Linked DNA regions of Homo sapiens: region 1 is linked to region 2. The links are chromatin loops, found by intact Hi-C in ENCODE. Cell type or tissue: psoas muscle. All regions are shown on one strand. Each heading gives the region's core, and the rest is flanking DNA. Links, peaks and the distances in the headings are about the cores only.

What was found. Hi-C counts contacts between places; a loop is a spot of excess contacts. Peaks named below come from ENCODE experiments on the same cell type or tissue, not always from the same donor. Only the 100,000 strongest peaks of a DNase experiment are listed, where the experiment ranks them.
Region 1: it touches region 2 in a loop (3-fold over the local background); 14 of 110 quality-filtered maps call a loop at or near these places.

What each region holds. Positions count from the first base shown.
Region 1 is chr10:113,439,025-113,444,399 of GRCh38, reverse strand. No RefSeq gene overlaps it. Among named protein-coding and RNA genes, the nearest start is that of HABP2, 110 kb to the left of the region's middle. In psoas muscle, for the core only: a CTCF peak has its summit at 2,920; no DNase peak of the experiment used is centred there.
Region 2 is chr10:113,561,104-113,566,478 of GRCh38, reverse strand. The region is part of intron 1 of HABP2 (hyaluronan binding protein 2); the gene reads right to left. Among named protein-coding and RNA genes, the nearest start is that of HABP2, 11 kb to the right of the region's middle. In psoas muscle, for the core only: a CTCF peak has its summit at 2,822 (motif pointing right); a DNase peak (open chromatin) is centred at 2,848; H3K4me3 peaks cover 406 bases; H3K27ac peaks cover 1,521 bases.

The DNA of each region.
Region 1 (5,375 bases), core at 60-5,059, 120 kb after region 2:
TTTCACAAAGGTCTTTTCTTTTTCTAAGCCCTCTTCTTCCTTCCTGGAATGCAATCATGATACCTGGAAGCATAAGAACTGCCATCTTGCAACCACAGAGAGAAATCCCGTACATGCTAAGGCCAGTGGGAAAGAAGGACAGAGGGAGCTGGAGGTATTATGAAGTCATGGAGCAGCTGTACCAGTCCCAGTCCTGCCTGCCTGCCTTGAGACCTCGTCAGGTGAGAACAATAAATTCCCATGTGTTTAAGTGAGTTGTTCTTGAGCTTTCTGTTACATGCAGCCAAGCACAACCTCTAAATGATGCTTGGTGCTTATATTTCCTCAGGCCAGCAAACCAGGCCCTTGGAAACTTCCTTGGGGACTGACTAAGGCAAAGGGGAGGAAGACACTGGGAGACATATTACCAGGGCTCTGGCATTTTAGGACCTCACCACCTTTCCCTTTATCTGTCAACCTATGCACCTGAGCTTTTTTTTATTTACACAGGATTCCTGGCTTATTAGTAAATTGAGGCTTCTGGGAAAGTGGAGTTAAATTAAGAGAGATCAGAGGCAAAGATAGTCAAGGCACTATATAAATACCTGTCTGCATCATATAAGATAGTGGAATTAATCAACTCCAAGAACAAAGGCAGTGCCTGAATGAAGAAACCGCCTGGTGGAGCTGACTACAGCAACCCTGCCAAGTGCAGGAAGTAAATATGGGAACCAACAGGCCAAATATAACAATGATAATAAAATTTAAAAAGCTTCTTCCCTTATAAAGAAGGCTTTGCTGAATTCTCATTCCCTGGAGAAATAGCCAAGAGTGTTGGGCTTTTCCAAAGGGACTTCAGCGGAAACTTGGGAGCAGTATAGACACATCTTCACAAAGGTTTGGATGGGGCCCCTTGACCCAATAGGAGAGCTAGGAGGGGGCTTTCTATTGACCTTTGAAGGTCAAGCTCCTGACCCCACAGCTCTGGGCAGTGTGGCTCAGAGGCTGCCTCTCTAGGAGGATCCTGGAGTAAAAGTGAGTCACAAATGAGCTAATCACCATTAATGTGTCAGCTGAAACTGCCAGTCTGACATCCCTCCTAATGGCTGACAAATGTCAGGGTGACTTGTGTGCTTTTTTTGTTAATTAAATTGGTTAATTAGGTCCCAGAGGCCTAGCTGCTAATTATGAGCTGCAGCCGAATATGAGCTAAAAAAAAAAAAAAAAAAAAAAAGATGCAAGGAAGTTGAAACAAAAGAGAAAACACACACACACACTTACACACACACACACACAAACACACATCCCCAACTCCTTTGTGTTCTTTACAGTCTGTACTGTTACCTTCTCTTAATTTCTGACCTGCCACATGTTACTACCTTCTTGATGTGTTCAAAAAAAAAAAAAAAAAGGAAGGTAAGAAAAACTCCAATTCTGCCTTTTTCCACAAGAAGCATCTGCTCCATCAGTACCTTGTTCATTAATTTTCTGCCAATTAGCAAGGGAAAAAAAGGTAGATGGGGAGGGGGAGAAAAAAGTCCAGATTTGCAGCCTAATGCGTTACCTTGTGAAGATCATGTTTTCAAAATGACACGTTCCCTCCCTTTTGGAGAAAGAGGCGGTAACAGTCAGCCAGACCCTGCTCTGACTTGTTGGTGGAAAAGTTGATGAAAACTTTTCCCAGAATTTCATAGAACAGGCCCCAGTCACAAGTATGAAATCACAGGGCAGTCTACCCTGTGCCACTGAGGAAGAATCTGCCTTAAAGGTAAATAAAGGCACTTCCAGCTCATGGAGGAATCTAGCAAGTTAGAGCTGCAAGTGAGTGTCCCCAAGAAGTACCTTCCAACACTCAACCACACACCACTGGGAGCGTCTTCCCCCAGTTCTCACTTCCAGTTAGAGGAGAACATTGAGGAAGTTGTATCTTCCAGCTTCATACCTCTGGGTCACACCCGTTCTGAGAGCTGGCAAGCCCCAAATAAACTGGCTGATGTTCTTTGGCTGGGGGAGAGGGAGGAGGGATGGGAAGGGGCAAGGAGGGAAACTGAGGTAGTGGAGAGAGAAAGGGGAGGAACTCAAAGGGCCTTTGAGGCAGAATCATATTCTTTTCAGCTCCTGAGTTTCCAGCAGTGACATTTAGACTCTTTAGGGTTTAGCTGTTCCAGCTTCAGCTCTCCTTCCGCTCAGAGCCCTGAGCTAGAAGAGTCTGGGCCTTTGAAAATATGTGGCTAGAAGCTCAGGGACTGCAAGAATATGCATGACCCAGACACTACTTGGAGCAGTCTTCCCCTGATGCATTTAGGTGAACTTGACTTCTTCTCCCAGTTCCACAGTTTTCCCTCCCAGCTTAGCCTTGGAGTCCAGAGCCCACCTCCTGGCTTCTGGTTCCCAGCTTCCACCTCACCCAGTCCTGCACATCTGCTTCTGGGGATGCGAGCTGTCTTTGGCCCCTTCACTGTTCCCAAGGCCTGCACTCAATGGTTCTACCTTTCCCGAAGCCTTGAGGAGTTATGGGCAGGAGCCACAACCCACACAGAGCCTTCTGCCTCCCTCATGGCCCTGCCTTCCAAGCTCCAGCACCTTCATCACCACCTTCTATGATCACTCCAAATTTAGACTGCCTCGCCCAACTTCTGGCCAGAAGTCACTGAGACAAGTGCCTGGCAAGCTCAAGGCTAAAAGCAAAGCTGCAGGTTTAATAACAATTCTACTTGAGTCTCTTTGTGTTCATTAGCAGTGGCGTGTGTGTATGTGTGCACGCGCACATGTGTGTGCACATGCATGCATGTGTGTGCGCCCCAGCTGTCATTAATAGCAGTGTCTGCTTGGGGTCATTCTGAGCAAAGCACCTTTGAAGTAATTTTCAGGAGAACATGGTAAAAATCTGTGGGACAGTTGGTGAGGTTGATTATGCCGTGCCAGGGAAGACAAGACAGGCAGACAGTGCCCCACAGTGGGCAAAAGCGTGGCTCTGTCTCCTGATGACCAGGGTCCAAGTCTTGTCTGGCCACTCACTTGTTGCACAACCTTAGATCAGTTACTTCAACATCTGTGAAACTCGTGTTTTAATCTGTGACATCCCTCTAATAACAGTAGCTGCCTCCTAGGTGGTTGCTGGGAGCAAATGAGACGAGGCCTGTGAGTGGTCAGCACAGAGCCTGGTATGCACCGAGTACTCGGGAACCATTAGCTACTGTACGTCCTTTGCCCGCTTGCTCATTCATTTAAAAGCTAACGTCCACAGGAGCATCAGTTACACCAGGAACTTGGCATCAGTGTTGTGGGTGCCTTGCTTATATTTAACTTATTCTCAAGAGTTTCTTTTTCTTTTTTTCATATTTAGTAGAATGGCATATGCTGTTTCTCTAAGAAACTGTAGTATTTATGACTCTTAAACCCAAAGACAGCTGGACACGGTGGCTCACGCCTGTAATCCACTTTGGGAGGCCGAGGCGGTTGGATCACCTGAGGTCAGGAGTTCGAGAACAGCCTGGCCAACACAGTGAAATCCCGTCTCTACTAAAAAATACAAAAATTAGCTGGGTGTGGTGGCAGGTGCCTGTAATTCCAGCTACTCGGGAGGCTGATGCAAGAGAATCTCTTGAACCTGGGAGATGGAGGTTGCAGTGAGCCGAGCTCGTGCCACTGGACTCCAGCCTGGGCGACAGAGCGAGACTCCATCTCAAAAATAAATAAATAAATAAATAAAATAAAATAAAATAAAGAGACACCAACATTCTCTTTGGATTTATGATGGGTACTGCTCTGCCCCCCGGGGTCTCATGTGAGACCCAAAGGAGAGGTGAGGGGTGGAAGAAAAGGGATTCTCATACTCTATAAGAAGTCAAACTGTTCACCCCATCACACCATTCATATTGTCTAGTGCTTTCTACAGAATCCCTTGTAGGAAGGAGCTGCCTCCTGCTCTCTGAGGGAGGAGAGGCTATTTAAGTCCCAGTCCTCAGAACAGGGAGCCCAGGGTCTCTTTGGGTGTCCCCATTCCTTTTCGGTAGAGAAACCTCACAATTTCCATTTTCTTTTGTTGCATCATCCACTGAAAGGGAAGATAATTTGACTGCGCCAAAAGGTAGGGTGGCCAACTGTCCTAGCTTGCCCAGGACTGAGGGGACTTCCAGGACATGGACTTTCAGTGCACAAGGGCAGAAACTCCCAGACAAGTCTGGATGAGTTGGTCACCCTTCTGGAAGGCAGATTTTTAGCTATTGGTTTACGAGAGTCAGTGCAGTTGGGGGAGGTGCTAATTCCAAGCCACCCAGCAATTTAATAAACTCAGTGAAAACCTGAGGCATCTCAGAATATCAGCAAACTGTAAATGGATAAATGTGGCTTGGGGGCTTCTGACTGCAGAAATCACAGAAACACATAATTTCCCAGTTGCACAGTACATGGGCTGTGGGTCTCACCCCCTTGGAAGTTGGAGTCCTATATGGGAACTTTTGAGAATGAAGTCCTGAATCGACTAAGCTGCTCCCCACAAATACTTTCTGGAATACAGAGAGGGAGAGGAAGAGATGTTTAAGAGTCAACAAGACAAAAACAAAAAACTCAGAGGGGCCTTGTGGAAACTGCCCAGCAGAGGCAACTCCTGAGGGAAGTCGACCTGGTGCCAGGGCGCAGAAAGCTTGCTCTTCTCAACTGGGGTAGATCTTTCAATCCTGACTTGAAATGAAGGGGCTAAGCATGCTTCCTTCAGATTTATAAAGAATGCTGCAAGAAGAAACGAAGGATCTGTCTCTCCACAAGAGGAAAGAAAGACAACAAAAATTAGGGGAAGAGAACTAACATGCATTGAGTGCATAAAATATGCCTCCCCATCTATTTTACAATATTTCCATTTAATTCTATATTTGACTGCTGAGGGGACCAGGGCTGAGAAAGGAAAGTAACCTCTCCAAGGTCACTTGGCTAAGTGAACAGACCTTGGAATTGTAATCATAATGATGATAATTCAATAAAAATAGCCCTAATAATGGAGAAACAGTTAAAATGTATTAAGTGTTTCTTAGGTCCAGGCACTAAGATACATTCTTTGATGTTTAATCCATCTAATCCTCAAACAGCCTTCCAAGTTTGTACCATAATTAAGCCCATTTAACATGCAGGTAAATTGAGGATTAGAGAGAACATGCAAACTACTAAAGGATAGCCAGCCAGTAACTACAAGAACTGGGGTTTAAACCTATGTCTGGCTTCATAGACCATGCACTTCCCATTGCACAACACACTTGATCCTTCTCAGTTTATAAAAACACTTTTGCATATGTTACCACATTTAACCATTGAAACTGATATTTTCTAGATTTAAACAGTGAGGCCAAGAGAGGATATGACTTGCTCCAAATCTTATAGCTTGTTAGTGTAGGAGCCTTGCA
Region 2 (5,375 bases), core at 74-5,073:
TAAATAATGACATAAATATTTCCTTTAATATGCAGTACTCAACCTGAAAAAGAAAGTATTACTCATTTAATAACTGGAGTATGCTCTCTTCCACTTTAATCAGGGGTCAGCAAATAAGGGCCCTTGGGCCAAGCCTAGCAGTTTTGTTTTTGTAAATAAAGTTTTATTGGAAAACAACCATGCCTGTTTGTTTATGGCTGCTTTTGTAGAGAGAAAGTATAACCCCAAACATTTACTATCTGACATTTTACAAAGTTTGCTGAACCCTGATTTAAAGAAATGCGAGTTCTACCACTAGACAGCTTTCCCTTTGGGTCTTGGCCGCCAGAAAGCTGAGATCAATGAGATACATCAAGCTAGGCAGTTTGGTATATTTGCTGCTTCTACCCTCTGCAGAATTTCTAATTTTCTGTTTTACTGTAGGCTTCCTTACATGATTTTGGGAATTAGGTAGATGATAAATTAGGAAAGAAAAATAAAAAGAAATAATGCATCCTGATATGATGTACTGAGGATGTAAAATATCAACAGATAGTACTCTTGGCAAAAATAGTTACCCTGAATTTACTCATGAGGAACATGACAGATCCAAATTGTGAGATTCAAATTGCAGGGCATTCTACAAAACACCTAGCCTAGCCTCCAGAAAAACATCAACACCATAAAAGACAAAAAAAGATGGGAGGACTGTATTTTTAGTAAAGGACATGGCAACGAAATGCAGTGTGTGACTCTTAATTGGATCCTGGATTTAAAAACAATGGCAAAAAGGACATTGAGTGCTGTGGTTTGGGCTGACTTGGATATTTGTCCTCTCCAAACCTCGTGCTGAAATTTGATCCCCAATGTTGGAGGTGGGGCCTCAATGTTGGGGCATAGGGGTGGATCCATTACAAATGGATTAGTACTCACCCTCAGGGTAAGCAAGGTTTCACTCTATTAGTTCCTAGGAGAGCTGGTTGTTAAAAAGAGCCTGGCACTTCCATCCCTCCCTCTTGCTTCCCCTCTTGCCATGTGATCTCTGTACATTGGCTCCCCTTTCCCTTTTGCCATGAGTGGAGGCAGCTTGAGGCCCTTGCCAAAAGCAGCTGCCCAATCCTGGACTTTCCAGTCCTCAGAAATCCAAGCCAAATAAACCTCTTTTTTAAAAAAAATACATCACCCAGCCTCAGGTATTCCTTTGTAGCAACACAAAATGGACTAAGATACTGAAACAAGTGGGAAATTTGAATATAGACATATTAGACAATATTATTGTGTCAATGTTGACTTTCTTGAGAGTAAACAATGGTATTGTAGTTCTGTAGGAAAATGTACTTATTCTTAAGAGACGCTGGCTGGGCGTGGTGGCTCACGCCTGTAATCCCAGCACTTTGGGAGGCCGAGGTGGGTGGATCACAAGGTCAGGAGATCAAGACCATCCTGGCTAACAGTGAAACCCCGTCTCCACTAAAAGTACAAAAAATTAGCTGGATGTGGCAGCGGGGGCCTGTAGTCCTAGCTACTCGGGAGGCTGAGGCAGGAGAATGGGGTGAGCCCAGGAGGCAGAGCTTGCAGCGAGCCAAGATTGTGCCACTGCACTCCAGCCTGGGCTACAGAGCGAGACTCCATCTAAGAAAAAAACAAAAGAGAGAGATGCGTGGTGAGGTAGAGTGATGTCTACAATTTACTTGCAAATGATTCAGCAAACAAACAAACAAAACAACTATACACACAGGAGAATGAGAGACACAGCAACCATAACGACATGTTAACAATTGTGGCATCTATCTGGATGAAGAATATTCATTGCATTATTCTTCCCACTTTTCTGTAGGTTTAAAAAATTACAAAATAACATGTTGGTGAGGGGAAAGGAATGCAAAAAAAGGAAGAGAGGTCATTTGTTATCGGGGACTGTGCCTCTGTCTAATGACTTCCTGGCTAACCACCTCCCCCACACCCTGTTTCTGCAGGCAGTGAGATGGGACAGGTGTTCTGTTTGGGGCTGAGGGTGGGGGTTGGCAGTGGGGAGGCCTGGCAGAGGAAGGGCAGCTTAGGCCTTAGGGGTGCTCCTGGGCTTAGGGTGAAGGATTGCCAGAAATGGGTACCTCTGGGGTTGAGTGCCAGAGAGGTGCCATGAGGGGACCCTAATATGGTTTGGCTGTGTCCCTACCCAAATCTCATCTTGAATTGTAGCTCCCATAATTCCCATGTGTCATAGGAGGGACCATGTGGGAGGTAATTGAATCATGGGGGTGTGTTTTTCCTGTGCTGTTCTCATGATAGTGATTAAGTCTCAGGAGATCTGATGGTTTTATAATGCGCAGTTCCCCTGCATACACTGTTTTGCCTGCCACCATGTAAGACGTGTCTTTCACCTTCTGCCATGATTGTGAGGCCTCCCCAGCCATGTGGAACTGTGAGTCTATTAAACCTCTTTTTCTTTATAAATTACCCAGTCTTGGGTATGTCTTTATTAGCAGCATGAGAATGGACTAATACACTAAGACTTCAAGGACAAAGGTTACCCCTTCTTCAATCTCGCCCTCATCACCCCCAGTCATCTGGGCCTTGGTCCTGGTCTTTGCTCCCTGCCTTGCCTTTCTCAGGGCAGGGCCTGTCTGTCTAGACCTGTCTCCACCCAGTCCTTTGGAGATTCCCTACGAATTCTTCTCTTTGAGCCGAACAGGGTGGGCCATGTCCTAAGAAGTGGGCAGAAGACTTTGAGGGACATCCTTCCTCGGGGTCCAGCAAGGAAGGGCCCTCCAGGACCTGCACCTGGGCCAGCATTGCGCATCCTGGCTCCAGCTGGAGCCTGAGGGACAGCCGGGTGCCATGCTGCCTACAGCCAGCAGGTGGCAGACGTGCCCTTCCTAGGAGCTGGCGCTCGGAGGGAAACCAAACAAAAAGAAAGCCGAGACTTCCTGGGCTGGGCTCTCGGGGAGCCTGAAGCCGATGTGCAGCTTGGGCTGCCTGTCAGGGGGTCGCCGGAATCTGAAGCAAGTCACTCATTTTGTGACTCACAGTGTCCACCCACAGAGAGGGGCCGTGGTGCAATGTGGAAACTGGTAGTCCGAACACCTGGCTGGATATTTAGGGACCGTATGGGAAAGTCCAGGCTGATAGTCAATTACTTATGCCTATATCCGGATCCCTGAAACTAACCTGGATGATGGTAGGTGGGAAGGGTGGACACAGTATTTGCCTCCTTTCATTCCATCATTCCATTATCTCTTCTCCCAGAGACAAGAAAATGATAGAAGAACCCTTACTCCTGAGACTTGCACATTCAAAGAGAAAGATCGATGGAAGAGTAGGAGGAAGAGATAACTAGGGAGAAAACTGTTATCTCAGTTCACATTCCTTTAGAGCTGACAATGTGCCATCAACTGTGTTAAATATTTTACGGACATTTTGTCTTGTTTGTTGCACACAATACTTCATAATTTAGGTATTATGATTATATCCAATTTAGAGGTGACAAAACTGAGGTTTTCAGATATTAAGTTGTCTAAAATAACTTAACTAGGAAATGCTGGAGCCAGAACAGGAGACTGTCAGTCTCACATCAGAGTCCTTGCTCTTAGTCACCATTGTGAGGGACCAGGAAGCTGCCACGTGTACACAGTAATAAAGCAAGGATGGAGGAGAAAGAAACAGAAAAGCTCATTAACCTTGAGAGGCAGGTGTTGAGCTAGGTTCAAAATCAGGGGCACTGTTCTTGGAATGCTTTATAAAAAGGCTTATCTGTGGGCCGGGCGCAGTGGCTTACGCCTGTAATCCCAACACTTTGGGAGGCCGAGGTGGGCAGATCACTTGAGGCCAGGAGTTGGAGACCAGCTTGGCCAACATGGCAAAACCCCATCTCTACTAAAAATACAAAAATTAGCCAGGCGTGAGGGCAGGAGCCTGTAGTCCCAGCTACTCGGGTGGCTGAGGCACAAGAATCGCTTGAACCTGAGAAGTGGAGGCTGCAGTGAGCAGAGATCGTGCCACTGCACTCCAGCTTGGGTGAAAGAATGAGACTCTGTCTTAAAAAAAAAAAAAAAAAAAAAGCTTATCCAATCTGGCCTAGGCCTGGCAGGCCACAGAGAGGGCCTACTTGGCCCCAGTGACAGCTGGAGAAAGTACAAAAGTCAGATTGAGCCTTGGCCAGCCTACTGCGGTAAACACATCTTAACAAACATCTTCACTCAGATCAAAAGGCACGTAAGCCACTGCCCACTTCTCCCACCACATCCATTCCTAGTTTCAACAGGGCTAAAATAGCACATGGTCCCAGCTGACCCGTCTTCTCTTAAAGGGTGGACGCTGCTGCTTCTGCACATGGTAAGGTAGCTGCTTTGTAGTATATTTAGCAAGACCATTCTAGATCCAACGACTGTTTATTCTACTCCGCACTTGGGCTTTCTCAATGGATCCCTGGCTCAGGACACTGACTTCAAGGTTAGGAGCAGGCCCTTAGCAATGTTAAACTCCCTAAGCCACCAGAGTCTCAAAGTCTGGTGTCCTCCCAGGTTAAGGTTGGTTAGTGAGGAAGGCAGGGAGAAAAGGATCCCGAGTCTCTGAGTCTTACTGATTTACAGTGTAATCTCCTTGTGGGTGGGGTGCACATACATCAAGTCTATTTTGTCCTATATTTAATCCAGTGATTATTTCAACTAAGATTCTTCCTCTGCCTTCCAGAATTCCAAAACTTCTGGAAGACAAAACAAAAAGCCTAACAGTCTGAGTTGATGTGTTCCAGAAATTCGTTGGTAGAAAATGTTCTCAGAGGGATTAGGAGGCAGTGATGGGGGAGATAGGGCCAGATTTGTCTTTTGGGGACAGAGGCTCAGCTCCGAATGAACTAAGAGCAGAGAAATCTTCTGCTTGCTGGATAAAAGGTTGGGACTCTAATCACACCATCTCTTCTTCCTTGCATGTTCTACCCTATGCCTGGTGGTAGGCCACATGTTGCCAACCACCAGGGAGGTGCGTTACTCCCAAGGGCAGCTGGGGAGGAGAGACCTCTGTACCATGGCCATGGTTGAGGCTGCAACCTCTGGACTGGAAGGTGGACAGGGACAAGTGTGCACAGTTCAGCAGGGCCAGTCCCCTTGCTGGGCAAAGAGCTCAAGGCCAGAGCGAGTAGTGGAGGTGGCAGAGGGCAGTGGCTGCCAGTGCCCAGGCCAAATCCTCCCTCATGTTGTTCTTCTCTGGCTCCTGCTACAAAGATAAGCGATGTCATTTCAGCCTGAGTTGAAATCATCACTGGATTAAAGATAGGACAAAATAGACTAGACGTATACACTCCCCACCCCCAAGAAGATTACACTGTAAATCAGTAGGATTCAGAGACACGGGCTCCTTCTCTCTCTGCCCCTCCTTGACTTTCTGTCTAACCAACTTTA